2 separate regions of the Homo sapiens genome follow, and region 1 is linked to region 2. Evidence: read pairs that join two places in POLR2A ChIA-PET (ENCODE). Cell type or tissue: Caco-2. All regions are shown on one strand. Each heading gives the region's core, and the rest is flanking DNA. Links, peaks and the distances in the headings are about the cores only.

Evidence for each region. Peaks named below come from ENCODE experiments on the same cell type or tissue, not always from the same donor. Only the 100,000 strongest peaks of a DNase experiment are listed, where the experiment ranks them.
Region 1: POLR2A ChIA-PET joins it to region 2 with 13 read pairs; 5 of 35 experiments call an interaction of 5 or more read pairs at or near these places.

The regions. Positions count from the first base shown.
Region 1 is chr5:150,487,689-150,498,428 of GRCh38, forward strand. It overlaps a transcript of NDST1 not described here. Among named protein-coding and RNA genes, the nearest start is that of NDST1-AS1, 7.1 kb to the left of the region's middle. RefSeq lists enhancers at 2,143-2,322, 4,900-5,521. In Caco-2, for the core only: no CTCF peak of the experiment used is centred there; no DNase peak of the experiment used is centred there.
Region 2 is chr5:150,631,249-150,639,946 of GRCh38, forward strand. It overlaps a transcript of SYNPO not described here. Among named protein-coding and RNA genes, the nearest start is that of SYNPO, 5.1 kb to the right of the region's middle. In Caco-2, for the core only: no CTCF peak of the experiment used is centred there; a DNase peak (open chromatin) is centred at 6,473.

The DNA of each region.
Region 1 (10,740 bases), core at 3,061-8,060, 140 kb before region 2:
AGCATGGGCAGCTGGAGCAGGAGGGAGGTCAGTTGGAGACTGGGCCTGGAACTCCGTAATGGTCCAAGTGCTGTTGCTGGCTGCTGTGTCTATGGCAGTGCGGATGGTGCAGGGAGAAGCCTGTCTCCCTGGCTCTGACTGGAGACAGCTGGTGGCTTTGTCAACAGGCCTCTCTCCCTAGCACCCAGGGACAGCCACATCTTTACTTCTCTTTCAGACCAGGTTACTTTCAGATCAGCAGGGGGCAGAGGTAGGGCAAGGGTGTTCTTGTGTAACTTGGCCATGGCAGGGGTTCTCATTGCTAACTAATAGACGGGTCTGGATGCGCAGAGTCCTTGAGGATAGTAATAGTGTCAGGATTGCAGAACCCTAATGGAGAATGCATGTGTGTACAGGTCCCTGAGCCTAGCTAGCTCAGTATTGGGCACCCTGTAGGCCCTCAGTAAATATCCCACAAGTGAATACGTGAAGTGGCTTAGATTTCTGCTGGCTTTCACACCCTGGGTTGGCCCAATCATTTGGTGGGGGTGACATCTTATGAGTACTGATCGGGCTCTGATTGAGGTCCTTGAGTAATTACTTTAAAAATGGAAAACAAATTGCAATTTAATTAACAACATCTTAAATCTAGGGCTGAGAGAGAGTGTGGTGGGTGGGGGTAGATAATGAGAGAAGTTCTTGGGGAAGGAAAGTTTGTGCATTTCAGCCTGCTCCGAGGGGTGTTCCAGCACTGTGTCTGGGTTTTGCAGGGTTTGTAGGCTTTTTGAGGGCCCTGGAAATAGGGGGCCCTCCTGGGCTGATAGTTCAGCTTGTAGGAATAAATGTGGAAATTCCGTTGCTTTGCTGGACATTGAGGGGACTCAGAAAAGCAGGGCATTGAATGGAGGAGTTGGAAGGCTGACTCGTCATATGGTCAGACTGTCCTTGTCATTGTGGTCAGAGCAAGAGGAAAGGCCTCTGGGGGAATCAACAAGTAAAGGGAGGGCCCCAGCAAGCAAGAGAACATGGATAGTGAGCCTCCTGTCGCAAGGAGGTATGCGACGAACAGTTTTGTAATCACAAGTTGAGGATGTGGTCAAGAATTTAAGATCATAGGCTGGGGGTTGGCGTCTGACAAACTCACAAATGGGCTCTGGTCTAGGCAGCCCAGAGCTCTCTCTGCCCTAGGCTTTGGACCTGCTTGGCTGTGCTTTGGCCGCCCTTCCATGCTTTGGGACCAAAGCCAGGCCTGCAAGTCTCTGGAGGCTGGGCCGACTTCTACTGGCCTGGAATTTGGATTTGAGTATGGCTTGAAATATCTGGACTGTTTGGAGGACTTGGACATTCTTTACTTGAAATGGAACATTAGGGTAATTTGTGAAATGTGTATGGAAAATGTCTGTGGCTGAGGGTGACAGGGGACATGAAATGGGGTGCAGTCCTGCTGGATTCAGGAGAGGCTGTTCTGATGGAGGACAGAAGACAAGGATTCAAATGATGGCTATGGGGCAGGATCTGATCAGTTATAGATGGGTTTTGGAAGGTCAGTGGAAGGAAACGCTTTCTGCTTATTAATGTCAGCAAGGCCTCCTGGAGGAGGAAGTGTTTTCGAGGGTGCAGACTGCGGGAAATGGGACAATAGGAGACAAGATTAGGTCATGGGGAGCCTGCAGTGCCCTGCTCAGGAGTTTGGATTTTATTCTGTAGCCTATAGAGAGGACAGAGGGTTGTAAGTAGCTCATTGACTCGATGCCTGTTCCTGTGCCTTGTGTCAGGCACCATGCCAGGCTCTTTACAGACACCCCATTGAAATATCACAATACTCTGCAAAGTAGCTGCTGCTGCTGGTCCCCTATCCCTGCCCCATTTTCAGATGAGGAAATAGAGGCTCAGAGGGGTGGAGTCACTTATAGAGCTGGAATTTGAACCCAGGCCTGAACTATTTCTGCCTTACTGTGTTGCTTCTCAGGGGTCTTTTGACCAAAGATGGGAGCAAGACTGGCAGAGTTAAGACCAGGCCAGAGATTGCGCTCATCATGGTCCTGCAGAAAGCTGACCACAGGCTGACTCAGGCAGCGGACTGACAGGGAAGGAGGGGGAAGCTGCAGGACTTTGTAGCTGTCTTGGCATTTGGGGTCGTCACAGGTGGTTTTAAGGTTTGGGGAATAACCCTTAAGGGGCAATATTACTGCTTTCAAATCCCTGAAAGGCCCTCTACAGGTAGGGGGCATAGTCTTGTCCTTCAGGGTTCCTGAGGATGGAGAAAGCAACAAGGGTGACAGCTCCAAGGAAGCTAGTCCGGAAGTAAGCTGCCCAGAAAGAAGGCGAGAACAGCATGGCTGAAGGTATGCAAAGAGCCTGGAGAGCTGCAGAGGCGGCAGGAGGATGCATCAGCAGGGGCAGGCCTGGGTGGCCACTCTCAGTTCCCTTTTCACCCAAGAATCTCAGCATTTGGATGGTGCCTGGCCCACCTCCACCCTCTGTTTTCTCATAGCTTTGGAGCTGCCCTTCCTGCACGTCCTGGGGAGTTCCATATGGCCTGGCCTGCAGAGCTCCACTGGGAGAGTCCTTGCCGTTTGGAATACACTCAGCCCAGCTGACTGTCAAGGGGCCCCTTGGGGATGTCTGGAGCAGTGGCCAGAGCTGGGCTAAGGACTGTACTTTCACAGAGGATTTGAACCCTCTGCTTCCATTTCTCATCTGTGAAATGGGGTCAGTCTCTTTTTCCTCACCTGTGAAGAAATAAGGCTAAATCATGAATCAGGCTGAATCAGTAGGGCTTAGGGCAAAAGGGCTGGTGAGTTTGTGGATTTGAAAGTGAAGACGCAGGCGGGGGTTGTTCCCCTCCTTCCCTGCAGTGGAGGTTAAAGGAGGCTCTCTTGGTTTCTGGGGGTCACCAGCAAAGTTGCTTTCTCTGTCTGTGGGGCTCTTACAAAGCTCTGCCTCACAGCTTCTGTCTTGGAGGTGTGGAGCTCAGTGGAAGAGGTGGATGTTTGGGGGCAGCGGTCCTGGACCCTGCGGCCTCAGGGCTAAAGCCAATTTGCCATCAAAATCCTTATCTAGATGGAGGAGAGTTTGTGCTAAGTTGCCTCCTGGCCCTTTTATTTCTACTCACCTTGTTTCTTGAATACAGATTGGATTAATCTAATTTTAAAATGTGCATGACGAATGAGCATTTGTTTATTTGAGGGCAATGTATGGGAAGTGCCTGCTGTGTGACTGCAGGGCCCCCTCTCCCACTCCCCCTCAACTCTCAAGCAGAACTGGCCTCTTTCCCTCTCTCTGGCTGTGCTCCTGGCCCCTCCTACCTCTACAAATCTGCTCATGGTGAAAATGCTGCACTCCAGTCACTTCCCCTTGCTCACCCTAAAATCCTCCCTACCAGTACACAGCTCCAGGGTCACCTCTTCCATGTAGCCATCCCTAATTCTCCAGAGCTGGCATTGCCTGCTCCCTCCTTTACATGTGTAGAACCTGTTACCTGGACCTCTCATGGGCCCTTCAGCTCTTAGCTTTGAACTCTAGCTTCCTAAAGACAAGTCTTATCTCCTCTAGGCTCTGTACTCTGGAGGCAGGGGCTGCACATGACCGCTTTCCAATGGGGGTGGGCAGTGTTGTAGAGTGGAATCAAAAGTCCTGGGTTCAAATCACCATTCTGCTACTACTAGCTGCATGATCTAGGGTAAATTACCTAAATTTCCCTGGACATCAGTTTCCTCAACTTCACAATGGGGATAATAATAGTTCTGTTTTGTTAGGGAGGTTAAGGAAATCAGTGCTTTGACATAGTAAGTGTGCAGTAAGTAGAAGCTGTTCAAAGATAACAGTTGTTATAATTATTGTTTGTAGCTAGAGGGGATCTGTCCTTTTAGAGATGAGAGAAAGAATCCCTGGAATTTGAGTTTCTGAACTTTCTGCCTAATGGCCTGAGATGGCATGTGCAGATGAGGAAACTGAGGCCTGGAGAGATAGAGCAATTTGCATGGTATGTGGGAACATCTGGTTTCATCTAGGAAGCTGGACAGGATTTCTTTTCTTTGTTATGCCTCTGTTTTTCTTCTTCCTTCCTGTCATCAAGCCTAAGGTGCTCAAGTTCCATGGGCTCAATCTCCTCCCTGGTGACCATGTTGAAGGATGTCTAAAGATTACACCAGATAAATTGGGCTGGCTGAGAAGGTCCCGCTGGGCTGGCGGCCCTGTGGCTGTCCTCGTAACCAGGGACCCGTACCCCAGACTGCATGGGCTGGAGCTTTTGGAGGCCTCCCACCCAGTCTCACTTTGCCTGGGAAGGGGGAGAGGATGGCGGCAGAGACAGGTGACATGGGCTTGGTCTTGGGGCAGGTGACTAGAAGATCCAGACAGAGCAAAGGTTGAGAGCCAGGCTCTGGAGCCAGGTGGCCTGTGTTCAGGTCCCTGCTGGGCTGCTTCCTATGTGTGAGACCTTGGGCAAGCTGTTTAGCTCTTCCTCTGTACAAAGGGGATGATAATTATCCCCATCTGACAGGATTTAGAAAGATAACACACTGTGAGCCCAATCTATGTGAATTATCGTTATTATTGTAGTTGATATTATTAACTAAGGAGTTCATTTAATCCTCACAACAGCAATGAGAGATAGGCACTATTATTATTCCCTTTTAGCAGATGTAGCAAGCAAGGCTTAGAGAGGTAGGTGGCCAGCCTGGAGAAGTTTAGTCCCAGGGGATTACAGTCAGGGCCCGCTGCTTTCTGAGGGGTTGCTCTGGCCAGAGGAGGTAGACTTGTGTGAGGTGCTGGAGGGCAAATCCAATGGGTAGATGGGCCAGGAGAGGCTGACTTCAACTCAGTGTAATGAGGAGACTTAAAAAAAAAATTAGAGCAAGCCAAGATGGAAGGGATTGTGTCTGCAGGGAGCGAGCTCCCTGTTTCTGGAGGTGGAAGCAGAATCCTGGAGCTCATGTGATGAAGAAGTGGTGGGGATGGCCTCGTTCAGACCTGAGGTCTGGCTCCACGAGGGAGGGCTTGGATTTTTATCATCCTAGGCTGTCCAAGGGATCGGCCTGTCTGGGCAGGTCCCAGGGTGGCATTAGGTGGAGGTTTGCTATAGTCATCGCTGCACGGCAGCCACCTCTGGTTTACACCACCAGCCTTGCAAGTATGACCTGCCCAGGCAGAGGCCAGATGAGGAGAAATGAGTGTTGTCATAGCAGGGCCTTTACTCATGCTGCATCCTCTGCCTGCATTCATTCCCTCCCCCTCTCCTTATGCCCGGGCAACTCCTGCTAATGCTTCTGTGAGTGTAAGCACCATCTATTCATGGAAGCTCTTCCTGATCCACCTGCAGGCTAAGTCAGTGGTTCTGAAAGTTGGGTTCTGGATCAGTAGCGTCAGCGTTACCTGGGAACTTGTTAGAAGTGCAGATTATCTAGCTCTATACTGGACCTGCTGAATTAGATATCCTGGAGGGTGGGATTCAGCAATCTGTTTTAAGAACCTTCCCGCTGATTCTAATGCATGCTGAATTTTTTTTTTTTTTTTTTTTTTTTTTTTTGAGGCAAAGTTTTGTTCTTGCTGCCCAGGCTGGAGTGCAATGGTGTGATCTCGGCTCACTGCAACCTCTGCCTCCCAGGTTCAAGTGATTCTCCCATCTCAGCCTCCCAAGTAGCTGGGATTACAGATGCCTGCCACCATGCCCAGCTAATTTTTGTATTTTTAATAGAGACAGGGTTCCACCATGTTGGCCAGGCTGGTCTCGAACTCCTGACCTCAGGTGATCTGCCCACCTCGACCTCCCAAAGTGCTGGGATTGCAGGCATGAGCCACCGCACCTGGCCGCGTGCTGAATTTTAAGAAATACTAGGATAGATCATTAAAAAAAAAAACTGATGCCTGTTTCCTTGGGCTCTCTTGTTTTCAGCCTATTCAGTCACCCAGCAGATGTGGGGGACCCAGAGTAAAGCCCAGGTTCTCACCACCCTGTTTTCAAGGAGCCCCCATCTTGTAACAGCTCCCTATCCCCCAGGAAACAATCTCGTGACACAATGATGGGATACAACAGAACCCCAACATGATTATAGGAGCCAGTGCTGGGGCAACATGAGGAAGGCAGGATTGGGGAGCTGGAAGAGCAGGGGAGATTTTGTGGGTTGCAAGCCTGGGTGCCAGAGACATGGCAGCTCTCTTCTGGGGCTGGGGCCAGGGCAGGGGTTGGGCAGAGAGCATGGGCTCTGCCTTAAAGAATAGTGTGCTTAGGGCCGGGCGTGGTGGCTCATGCCTGTAATCTCAGCACTTTGGGAGGCCAAAACGGGTGGATCACCTGAGGTCAGGAGTTTGAGACCAGCCTGGCCAACATGGTGAAACCCCATCTCTACTGAAATACAAAAATTAGCTGGGCATGGTGATGGGTGCCTGTAATCCCAGCTACTTGGGAAGCTGAGACAGGAGAATCGCTTGAAACTGGGAGGTGGAGGTTGCAGTGAGCCGTGATTCTGCCACTGCACTCCAGCCTGGGCAACAGAGCAAGACTCCATCTCAAAAAAAAAAAAAGTATAGTGTGCTTAGGTGTGTATATGCACACGTGTGTGTGGTGTGGGTGCACACATATGCGATTACAATGGCCATATGTAGTCTGAGGGGGCTGAGTGGCCTTAACTGCTATCAATCCAGTGGTTTTAAGCATCTCAATAATTTTTTTCCTTTTTTTTTTGAGACGGGGTCTCACTCTGTCACTGAGACTGGAATGCAGTGGTGCGATCTTGGCTCACGGCAACCTCTGCCTCCCAGGTTCAAAGGATCCTCCCACTTCAGCCTCCTGAGTAGCTGGGACTATAGGTGTGCACCACCACGCTCAGCTATTTATTTGTGTGTATTTTTTGTAGAGATGGGGTTTTACCATGTTGTGCAGGCTGGAATCCAACTGAACTCAAGCGACCCTCCCACCTTGGCCTCCCAAAGTGTTGGGATTACAGGCATGAGCCACCGCACCCAGTCAGCATCTCAATAATTTCTTTTTCTTTCTTTCTTTCTCTCTTTTCTTTTCTTTTCTTTTCTTTTCCTTTCTCTTTCTTTCTTTCTTTCTTTCTTTTCTTTTCTTTTCTTTTCTTTCTTTTCTTTCTTTTCTTTCTTTCTTCTTTCCTTTTTTTTTCAGAGTCTCACTCTGTTGCCCAGGCTGGAATGCAGTGATCTTGGCTCACTACAACCTCTGCCTCTCAGGTTCAAGCGATTCTCCTGCCTCAGCCTCCCAAGTAGCTGAGATTACAGATGTGTGCCACCACACCTGGCTAATTTTTGTATTTTTAGTAGAGACGGGGTTTCACCATGTTGGCCAGGCTGGTCTCGAACTCCCGACCTCAAGTGATCCACCTACCTTGGCCTCCCAAAGTGCTGGGATTACAGGCCTGAGCTACCGCGCCCGGCCTCAATAATTTTTTTTTTTTTTTTGAGACGGAGTCTTGCTCTGTCACTCAGTCTAGAGTGCAGTGGCACGATCTCAGCTCACTGCAACCTCTGCCTACTGGGTTCAAGTGATTCTTCTGTCTCAGCCTCCCGAGTAGCCGGGACTACAGGCACACGCCACCACGCCCAGCTAATTTTTGTATTTTTACTAGAGACAGCATTTTGCCATATTGGCCAGGCTGGTCTTGAACTCCTGACCTCATGATCCACCTGCCTCGGCCTCCCAAAGTGTTGGGATTACAGGCGTGAGCCACTGCACCCGGCCTAATAATTTTATTTTTTTATTTTTTATTTTTTTTTGTGATGGAGTTTCACTTTTGTTGCCCAGGCTAGAGTGCAATGGCGCGATCTGGGCTCATTGCAACCTCTGCCTCCCGGGTTCAAGCAATTCTTCTGTCTCAGCCTCTTGAGTAGCTGGGATTACAGGCGCCTGCTACCACGCCCGGCTAATTTTTGTATTTTTAGTAGAGACGGGGTTTCATCACTTTGGTCAGGCTGTTCTCGAACTCCTGACCTCGAGTGATCTGCCCGCCTCGGCCTCCCAAAGTGCTGGGATTACAGGCATGAGCCACCGTGCCCGGCCTTAATAATTTTAATGATGATGATCATAATTGCTGCTCACATTTATTGACAGCTTATAAATGCTTGCTGGGCACTTCCATGTCACCTCATCAGAAGCAATCCCCAGGACAATCCTATAGGTAGGCAGTATCATCACTATTACTGTCCCCACTTAATAGATGAAAATACTGAGGCCACACAGCTATAAAAGGATAGATCTAAGAATTCTGTGGAGATATATAGAGTGCTTAAAGGCATGATCTCATTGGAAGGAGAGCAGTAGGGGATTGTCATGGAGTGTTTGTATCATAGGCACAACTTACGGTGATTTTCTAAAGATGTCCCCAAATATATATTTTGTCAAATGAGTGAATTATGCTTTGGAGGAAGGTGGATGGGATTGTGTTGGGGTGGTTAGGGCTCCAGCCTCCAAGCTGGGGCTTCCACTGCAGACATTGTTGTTCTCCTGTTTTGTGGATGGGCTGTCTGAGGCTCAGAGATTCAGTAGTGAGTTCAAGGTTCCACTGCTAGGGCAAAAGAACAAATCAGAGAGATGAAAGTGGATCTCTAACTGGGCATGGTGGCATGTGCCAGAAATCCCAGCTACTCGGGAGGCTGAGGTAGGAGGGTTGCTTAAGCCCAGGAGTTCAAGACCAGCCTGGACAACATAGTGAGACCCTGTCTCAAACAGCAAAAAGAGTAGATCTCCTTTGGTTCTAACAAGAGGGGATGTGAGATTCAAGATCAGAGCCCACTGTCCACTCTGCTGTCTTTTCGTGCCTCGGTGTCCCCAAGCTGCTGCCCAGGAGCCCAAGGGTGGGCAGTCTTTGTCTGACACAGGAACCCCTTCACTTCACATTTAGGGGATTGAGGCCTAGTGGAGCAGGGACTCACCCACGGCCACACAGGGGGTCAGAATTACTGTTGAGGCCAGAATCCAGAATTGTTTCAGTTCCAACCAGGAAGGGGTTTGTTTCCCAAAACCTGTCCCTACCCCACCCCTTCTTTGGCAGGCGGAGTAGCTGTCGCCCTCAGGGTGGCCCAGAGCAGTGCTGGGGGTAGAGATGAAGGTGCCTTGTGAAGACACTGCCAAGAAGGGGTGGGGCAACTTCCAAGAGGAAGAGCACCAAGAAGCCCAAACCCCAGACGGAAACCAAATGTATTTTCTGGGCCCTGAGAGGATATTTGGAACAATGGAGGTGGGATGAGGGAAGTTAAAAAGGGCTTCTTGATATCCTTAGAAAAAAAAAATACAGGCTTTAAGTTTGACTTTTGTTTCTCTGAAGGATGTTTGTGTAACTTTCTGAAGGCAGGATCCCAGCACTCTGTGAAGCTTGTCAGATGCTGTTTTTTTGTTTTTTTAAATTTTTATATTTTTTTGAGACAGAGTCTGCTCTGTTGCCCAGGCTGGAGTGCAGTGGCGCGATCTTGGCTCACTGCAGCCTCCATCTCCCGGGTTCAAGCGATTCTCCTGCCTCGGCCTCCCGAATAGCTGGGATTACTGGTGTGTGCCACCATACCCAGCTAAATTTTTTTTGTATTTTTAGTAGAGACGGGGTTTCACCATATTGACCAGGCTGGTCTCGAACTCCTGACCTCAGGTGATCTGCCTGCTTTGGCCTCCCAAAGTGCTGGGATTGCAGGCATGAGCTACCACGCCTGGCCATTAGGTGCTGTTTTTATAGATTCAGGGCTTTGGAGCTGGGAAGGACTCGATCAAGTAGTCTCCTCACTTTATAGTTGGTGAAATGGAGGCTGAGAGGTGGGGGGCCTGCTTGAGGTCACACAGTGAGGCAGCCGAGGTCTTGGATCTTCCTATGTGTTGCAAGAGGCTGTCCATCTTGACTTACCACCTCCTGGGACCTGGCTGGCATGGGGGCTGGGCGGTCACTGATGAGGGGTTCCCTTCAAAATGCTCATTGCTGCTGGGGATAGGATAAGGCCAGGTCTGGTCTTGGGCAAGATGAGCCCACTGGTGGGGAGAAGGCTGAGATGGTACACCTGGTAATGCCACCCTCATCCAGATGCCAGGCCCAGCTGTGCACCGTCTGCCCAGCAGCTGGGAGCTGTGAGTCACACCCAGTGGATACAGAGGCGCAGGCCATTGTGTGCCGTGATTCATTCTGTTCTCCCGGCCCCGAAGGGATGACGAGGCCCTGAGCACCGATCCATGCCCACGCCTGTGGATGAAAGCTGATATGAGGAGGCCCAGGGGACCTGAGGGAGTCGGCTCCCTCTGCTACCTCCTGTCTCTTGAGTATCCTGTGATCGTGACCTGTCCATTCCCACCAGTGCAGGGGTCCATGAGCCCCCAAAGGTGCAGTGAGTTGTAGGCATTTCTGTGTTTTCTTTTTCTGAAGAAAGAGTTTGTTGGTTTCATCAGATCATCAGAAGGCTGGGTGTCCCTGTGGAGTGCTGACGGGGCCGTGTGCACTGCGGGCTTGAGAAATGGTGGCAGCGTGGTGCAAATAGAAAGTAGCCTGGTGGCAGTGTAGCATCCTGGGTCAGGGTGTGGTCTTGGAGACGGGCTGTTGGCTTCTGAGCTGGCACCTCCACTTAGGAGCTGTGTGACATTGGGTAAGTTACTTTGTCTGTGCTTCCTCAGTAAAATGGCAATAACAGTATTTATCTCATGGTGTTATAGTTAGACTTTTAGGTAAGTTAATGTTTGTAAAGGACTTACCTCGTGCTTGGTACAAAGTAATCATTTGGTAAAAGTTTGCTGTTGGTAGTTCTAGCTCTGCTATGAATTTGCTGAGTGATCTT
Region 2 (8,698 bases), core at 3,699-8,698:
ACAAATCCTTATGGAATTACAAAGCTGATGAGCGTTTAGGGAAGAGGCAGAGAGTGTTGTGGCAGGAGAATGTGACCTCTGAGGGCCTTGGGACCTGTGAACAGACCTGAAGGATGAGAAGTGTGGTCAGAAAGGTGCAGCCAAGGGGGCAAGGGAAGAAAGAGCTCTAGGAAAAGGAGCAGCCAGTGCAGAGGCCCTGAGGGGAGAAAGTGCTGGGCTGGCCGAGCACTAGAAAGAGGGTCAGCATGGCTGGAGCCTGGCAGGCTGGGAGGTGAAGCACCACGACGGGAGCTGCAGCGCAGGGGTCAGGGCAGTGGGGCTGGTGGTACAGGGCCTGGAGCCTGCGAAGGGGCTTGAGGCGGATCATAGGAAAGAGGAGCATGCTGGTGCTGATCTAGGAGGTGGGTCTTTGCTCCTTTCCTTTCCTCTTTCCCTTGGATGTCCACCCTGATAGTGCTATCGACAGACCCCATTCATGCCCCCCCAGCCACTTCTTGAGGTGGCTAAATGCAGAGTCTGGGGCCCTCTCTCCCCCATCTCTTCAAGGAGGGTTATGGAGGCCCAGCAGGCCTCAGATGCAAGCTGGTGAGAGTGCGTTCCTGGGCAGGAGGCTGCGGTCACTCAAGCTGAGTGCCCCTGTTCAGGTGAGTTCTTATTTCCTTTTATTCCCTGTGGGAGTCTGTGGACAAAGGAGGGTCAGCTTGTGTCTGAATGAAGGCCGCCCCAGACCTACTTCCACTGCCTGTAACGGCTGCCTGTCCCCTGTTCCATTCCAGGCACCAACCCCCAGCCAACCCTGGAGCCAAAACCCCGGGATGGCAGGCAGGAGGCTTGCATCCTGAGCCCAGCTCTGCTGTACGCTCTAGGGCACACCCCTTTTTCTCCCTGGGCATCAGTTTCCCCATCTCTATTATAGATAAATACTCTAATTTTTCTACACTCGGTGTATGGCCCATGGATGCAGTATCAGCATCACCCAGAAACTTGTTAGAAATGCAGAATCCCAGGCCTCCTCATCCCAGACTTCCTGAATTACAATCTGCATTTTGACAACATTCCTGAGTAATTTCCATGTACTTTAAATTATGAGAAGCGCTATTCTAGGTCAGTTATTTTTAAACTTAAGATAAATGAAAATCTATAGCATATTTTTCCTTCTCTAAAGCTTTACATATAAACACATAAGAGGGCACCCACCCACTGTATATTTATTCATCCCATGAACAAGGAGGGGGAGGAGTGTGGAGGGGTAAGTTAGAGGCACAGGCTTTATTAGGATGGGCGTCAGGAGGAGGAAAAGATAAAACAGGCTGGTGGAGGGGCAGGTGCCATCTGCTCACCCCCTGAGAGCTTCTGACAGTTGGCCTCTAAGGGCCCTTTCGGCTCTGCCCTCCAGGCTCCTCTGCTTTATGGGTTTGGAGAAGGAGTGCTTGATGGTCCATAGCCCAGTGACGTCTTTCCCTGCTTGTCCCTATCTTGCTGTCCTGCCCTCTTCCCCTTGGAATCCCTGAAAGAGTAGCCGGTGCTATTCTTAGTGTGACAGGGTGGTGAGGAGAGAACATACTAGTGCATTATTTATGTTTGTGAGTCAACAGGATTACATTCGGGACTCCCAGAACACCGCCCTCCTAGCGTGGCCTTCATCACAGCCATGGCAGGTGGTCCACTATGTGCAGAGGGGAGGGCAATTTCCCAGGACCTAGAAACCATTCCTTCTGGCCCTGATCGTCCCTGCTCAGAGTCCCTACCCCTCGACCTGGGAAATGACTCATGAAATACCATGGTCAGTTAGGACTAGGAAAGAGCTGCTTTGGCCATATCATTTCCTTGCATCATGCATTCAGCATATATTTATTGAGCACATATTACATGCTGTAGGTGTGGGTGCATGGGTGGGGGAAACAGGGTTCCTGCCTTCCAGGAGCTCACACTTTAGCCAGAGAGCTAATGTGCAGTAGTATAGGTTTCAGGCCTTTGCCTGTGTGAGAGCTGATCTGAGCAATAACATAGCAGAGTGGGAATTAAGAATCTTTTAGAGGAAACTGAGGCTCCGCACATATAAGGCTTGCTAAAGGTCACCATAGCTAGTGATCAGGTTGAACTCAGATTAGTTAGAATAAAACAACTATTTTAGAGCAGATGGTAGTGTGTAGCGTTAGGGCTCTGGGAACTCCCTGCACTGCCAGTGAGAGGGGTCTTGTGGCTGGAAGGAAATTAACTGGTTGAGGTTGTCCTGTTCTCCAGAGGCATGGAGAAGTCATGTGTGCTCAGAGTTTTCATAAACCTGGAGTGGTAGGACAGTTACACTGGGGGCTGGGAGTCAAAATCACATGGGATGAGAGGATAAGGCCCCGAGGTGGGGCACCTCATGAGGCTGTGCCAATGGCTCTGGCTAGGAGCCAATGAACCATGTGCAGTGAGATCCTGGGCAGGTCCCTTGCCCTTTCTCTGCCTCAGTTTTCTAGTCTGTAAAATGGTGTAACAATCCTTGCTCTGTCTCTATCTCTGATGGATGAAAAGTGCTAGGAAAACTATAAAAGTGTTGTGCATATTCAAGGAATGCTATAAAATTACCGTATATAATTATCATAGGCTGTGTGCGGTGGCTCATTCCTATAATCTCAGCACTTTAGGAGGCCAAGGTAGGAGGATTGCTTGAGCTCAGGAGTTCAAGACCAGCCTGGGAAACATAGTGAAAACGCACCTCTATTAAAATAAAAATTAAAAAAAAGACAATTATATAAATATATTTTATTAAATGTATTTTTATTAACATTATGGAGTCTTACTGTGTGAAAGTCTGTATTCCAGACATTTTCTTGTGTTCACTAACTTACACACTTAGTTATAAGATCATGGACTCTAAAGCCCAGTGGGTTCCCAACCTGGCTGTACACAGAACCCCTTCGGGAGCCTGTTAAGGTGTATATTCTGTGGTTCCTCCGGTCTAGGATAAAGCCCAGGAATCTGCATCTTGACCACATTCCCTGAGGGATTCTGAAGCACCTGCAAGTTTCTGATCTGGACCAGAGAGGGGAAGGAACTTGCCAGAGGCCTCACATTGAATTGCAGACCAGGTTGAGGCTAAAACCCAGATCTCCAGCTCCTGGCCTGGTCCTTTCCCTCTACTGTTCAGTTGCCTCCAAGTGCCCTAGAGGAATGAAGGTGGAGATGACTTTGGTGACACGTGAGGATGCTGGTGGTGGTGCTAAGGTGTATGGTGCTATGGTAGGCATTTCATATGGCTTATCCCATTTAATGGCAATAAGGATAGAAAAGGGGACATTTGACTGGGCACAGTGGCTTATGCTTGTAATCCCAACACTTGGAGAGACCAAGGCAGGAGGATTGCTTGAGCCCAGGAGTTTGAGACCAGCCTGGGCAACAAAGTGAGACCTCGTCTGTACAAAAATTTTTTTAAAATTAGCCGGGTGTGGTGGTGCATGCCTGTAGTCCCAGCTACTTGGGAGGCTGAGGCAGGAGGGTCACTTGTCCCTGGAAGGTCACTGCCATGAGCTGTAATTGCACCACTGCACTCCAGCCTGCCAGCCTGGGTGACAGAGTGAGACCCTGTCTAAAACACACACACACACACACACACACACACACACACACCACACACACACACACAAAGGGGACACTCTCCACAGCCACATGATCCCCTGGGTCATTTGAGCATCAAGTGGCAGATTTTAATGTACCCTTGGAAAAGGGAGACTATGACTGAGATGCAGAGATCCTGGAGAAGTGAATTTGAAACCATACCATCGGTGCATTGTCCATTCTCCAGGAGCATGTGCCCTCAAGGCAAGAGTTGTCTGCTAACCCGGTTACCTGAAGACGGGGCAGGCTGGCAGGAAGGAAACACATACGTCCCACAAGGTGTGTACCTGATGCCCATCCATCCATGCCAGCCTTCCACGAGTCCCGTGTACCTGCGGGTGCTCAGTGTGCACATATTTATGTGTACGTCCTGCCCCCTCTGTGGGTGTGCATGCGTGCCTGGGCACGCTCTGCTGTGTGTAGCACAGGCTTGAAGCAAGCAGCACCTCTGTGTGTGGGCATACGTGCAGAGGAGGATGTGCTGCTGCCGGCTGGAGCCTCTCCAGCATTAAGAGGCTACTGAGAATGCGTGTATGTTGCAGGTGTATGTGTGTGTGTATGGAAATGGTTGCAATGCAGAGCTCAGAAGGAGAAGGGCCATTAAAGAAAACATTTTTTTGTTTGTTTGGTTTTTTTAGACAGAGTCTTGCTCTCTTGCCCAGGCTGGAGTGCAGTGACGCAATCTGGGCTCACTGTGACCTCCACCTCCTGGGTTGAAGTGATTCTCTTGCCTCAGCCCCTCAGATAGCTGGGATTACATGCATGCGCTACTATGCCTGGCAAATATTTTTTGTAGAGACGGGGTTTCACCATGTTGGCCAGGCTGGTCTTGAACTCCTGACCTCAAGTGATCTGCCCGCCTCGGCCTCCCAAAGTGCTGGGATTATAGGTGTGAGCCACCGCACCCAGCCCACACTTTTCTTATTCGTGTCCTACCTCCACATTATGTCTATCATTCTTAAACCTGCCAGGTATGAGCCTGCCTCAGGACCTTAGCACTTGCTGTTCCCTCTGCCTGCACTGTTGCCTTAGACAAGCATATGCCTCACTCTCTCACCTTTTTCCGTTCTTTGCTCAGATGTGCCTTCTCAGTGAGGATGGCTTTGGTTATCATATCTACCTTTGCAAATCACTCCTCACCCCTTACAGTCCATATATCTCCAGTCCCTGCTTTATTTTTTTATAGCATTTACCATCTGACTTACTTGTGTATTTATTATCTTGTTCCCTTACCCGAATGCAAGCAGAGATTTTAATCTGTTTCCCTTCATGCCTGTGAACGGTGCCTGGCCCTTAGTTGGTGTGTAATAAATACTTGTTGAATGAATGAATCCATGCACCACCTATACATATTTTCTTTAAATTTTGTTAGTGAAATGTCCACTTTAGCCTCTCCTTAAGCAGTAATATACCTGAGATCACAAGTGTGTTCATTATACCTCTTTTCCAATTCACATTTGAAATGTATATAACTATTAAGATTTTAAATATCAAGGTACCACCTAAAATCCTTTTTGCTTCCATTAGTGGTGGGGGCACCACACTCTAGGAACCACCAGTCCAGTCCAATCCCTCCTTTGGACAAATTGGATGCACTGAGGCCCCAAGAGGGTCAGGGATCAGCCCAGTGTCTCACCCAAATTGTGACAGGACAGACCCTGGAACCAAATCTCCTGACTTCTAGTCTTCTTTTCTTTTATAATTTGAGGGAAACATGGAGGGCAGGACTGCATGATTCAGCCTCTCCCTGGCAGGAGACTCCTCCTGTTGGAGTGGGGCCAGACCTGCCTGGTAATTGGTGAATGGCAGCAGAGGAGAGGGCCATGGCAGGGTCAGCAGCCTCCAGCACCCCAGAGCCATGGTGTCCTCCTCTGAGGGGGCCTGGGGTTCAAAACTGGTTCTGGCTAGAAGTGACATGGGGATCCCCTGTGCAGAGAGAACGCGGGGTGGGGGGTGTTGGGAAGGGGGATGGGGTTGGACTGTGTCTGATAATGAGCAGAAGAGTGAGACCAGACCCAGAGAGGGGTGGTGAAGACAGGGAGAGAGACAGATACAGCCCCAGCCTGGTCGAGTTACGCAGAGGTGGGTGTGTGCAAAAGCCTACAGTTAACCACCCCCCAATGTGTGCACAGTGCTTTATACTTTAGAAATCATTGCTGCATTTCATTTACTCAGCAGCTACTCTGCAAAGCAGATATTATTATCCCTGTTTTACTGATGATGAAGTTGAGACTCAGAGAGGTGAAGTGATTTACTGAAGGTAGCCCAGCAATTTGAATAGGATGCCTTGCTGAGCCATAGATGGGGGAAGAACTGGCTGCACCTCTGATTGGATTTGGTAAAGGAGGGCTGTCTGTGGGAGGAGCGGGCAGGCTGAATGGATTCGGGAGTGAGGGGCCGGCTGGAAACCCACAATCCACTCACTGGCCAAATAACCTTGACAAATCACAAAACCTTTCTTTTTGAGGCTCAGTTTCCTCATCTGTAAAATGGGAATAATGGTACTCCCTAACTCACAGCCTGTGAGGATAAAATAAAACAACATGATGAAAAATGATAACACTGAAACCGAATGCCTCGCACATTAGAAGTGCTCAGTAAGCAGCAACTTGAGTAATGAACATGATTGCACCCGGCCCCTGAGGAGTTTGCACACGGTGACCACCTGCCACGACTGAGGGATTCCCAGCGCCTTCTTTGGCAGCTGTGAGCGCGCCTGAGACCCCGTCTGGGGAACCCGCAGGGGTTGGGGGCAGGTTTGTCTGTCCCAGAGCCCCAGGCTGGTGATGACGCCTCCTGGGGATAAACCTCATCTCTCTGTTGTTTACCCCATGTGCGGTGACTTTGTCATTATCGTTCCTCCTGCGTTTTTTCTTTGAGTTATTTATTTTTCTGTGAGGAAGGAATGTGGGGAATTTACCACAGGGCGCTGTCCTTCACTTTCAGCTGGGCTGCACGGCGTCCTTTCCTATAAGAAGGAAGCTGCTGAGACAGATGGCAGGAGAGGTGGAGGCGGAGGGTCCCAGCTGGCTCTGTGGCCCAAGGAGTTGGGGGCAGTTATGTAACCCACCCGGAGGCCCAGGTTCTGGTCTCCGGGCATGAGCCTGGTAATGTACATAGCTCCTGTGGAACTGTGCCTAGCCCTCCCCATTCACCCCTGGCCTCTGGGCAAGCCCAGTGGGTGTGTTCCTCTATCAAAGTTTCCTTTCTATTCAGCTGGTCTTGATTTGGGGTATGGGGGTAGGTAGGGGAGTGGGGTGGGGGTTATCTTGAACCTCCTAGTCTCTGCTGAGCTATCATCATTGCTTAGAATGCTTCCTTATCTCCATCTTTCAAGAGCTAGGACATATGTCACCTCCTCCAGGAAGACTTCCTGGATTGCTTCATCCTAATTCATCTTTCTCTTAGGTTGTATGTTCTCCCCTCACTTCATGAAACATTCTTCCCCTTAGGTCTAACACAGTGATTTGAGATTTCATCTCCTTCCCTCACAAACGTGTTGCTCTCTCCTTCCTTCTCCTCCCACTCCCAGGAACCACCCTCTAGATCTTTGATCTAGAATCTAGATGAATCTTGGATTTAGACAAATCTAAAATTCATCTCCAGGGATGAATGGTGAAGCAAAATGTGAAGGGGGAGGCTTTGGATTCTGGAAGTGCTTGTCCTTTAGTAGTTTATTTAATCAACACAGTGATGGTTTCAACCCCTCCTGGGTGATGGCTTCTGCTGAGTCTGGGGACATTTACAGAGGACAGAGACCAGTCCTGGCCCTAGGCTGGCACAGGGCTAAGGGGAAGGACCACATCTTTGTGGCGGGCCCAGAGTGTGTCAGGCCCTGGGAAGAGTGGAGGGGACCCGCAGATGACCTAGGCCCTGCCCTGACCCTGGCAGAGGCACTGTTTAGGGGAAACCACCTCTTTCCCTGCCCTGGCTTGCCACCTTTTTGTCTTTTAGATTATGTGTTTTCTCTGGAAAGGCAGGGTATGATGGTTCTTTCTGTACTCCCAAGGCTTCCAGGGAGCTGGGGCTGGGGAGAGTGAAACAGCAGGAGGGGGCTTCGTGAGCACAGGCTTAGCTCACCAGGGTTGGACTGGAGAGGTGGAAGCCTGGGCTGTGATCCTGTGATCCTCTCTGTGAGCCCTCCCTTTTCAGTTTGCTGTATACCTGGGGCTCAGCTTGCCTCTCTCTGGGTTACCATCTCAAAGTTTCTAAAAATTGACTGATTATAGATTAATAATTACCCCAGTAGAATGGGCAAGAGAGAGGCTGTGGCTCCTGGCCTTTGGCAGGGCCCTGGTCAGCCAACAGGGAGCAGGGCTTGTGGTCTGCAAGGATAGAAGATGGGTCAGGCTTGCGCTGACTGTGGAGCCCTCATCTTAGCTTCCCCTTACCCATCCATCTCTGCCCTCCCTGATCCCGACCCACTGCCAGCAGAGAGAAACCAGAAGTTTGGCCAGGCCCAGCCTCCTTCCCCTGGGTTTCTGAGTTTTCTCAACCTGCCGTTTCCTCTGAGCTCTGTTCCTGCTCTGGGGCCTCTGGGCCAGGTTGAACAGGGGAGGAGCACTGATCTAGGAGTCTGAATGGATTGATGAGGGCTTCCTACAAGAAGTGGCCGTTGGGCTGGGCCTGGATGGGTGAGTAAGGAAGGTGAATTTGCTTTGTGGGGAGCTCTTCAGAAGGAAGGCGTCCAGGCTTGAGATCAGTCAGACCGCAGGGGCCCCTTGCTAAGCTGTGAGACCTGGGGTGAGTTAGCTGCTTCTGTGTGCCTCATCTTCCTTATCTACAAAATGGGGATAAGGGAACCTCCTCTATGAGTTGCTGTGAGGATTAAATGAAAAAAGGCATGTTAAACCCTTGGCTTGGCAGCATCTGGTGCTCCCAAAATGTTGGCTCTTGTCATTCTCATAGATTTCATGTTTATTCTGCAAGTGCCAATGGAAGATGTGGTGGGGACAAGGGAGGAATACCGAAGTGAAGCAGTAGAGGCCCCTGCCCTCGAGGCCGTTGCAGTCTCTGGGGGAAAATAGGGCCCAGACCCTCATTGCTACAAAGCAAAACACTGGGAGGGGGCAGCATGGCCCACGTGACTGGCCCT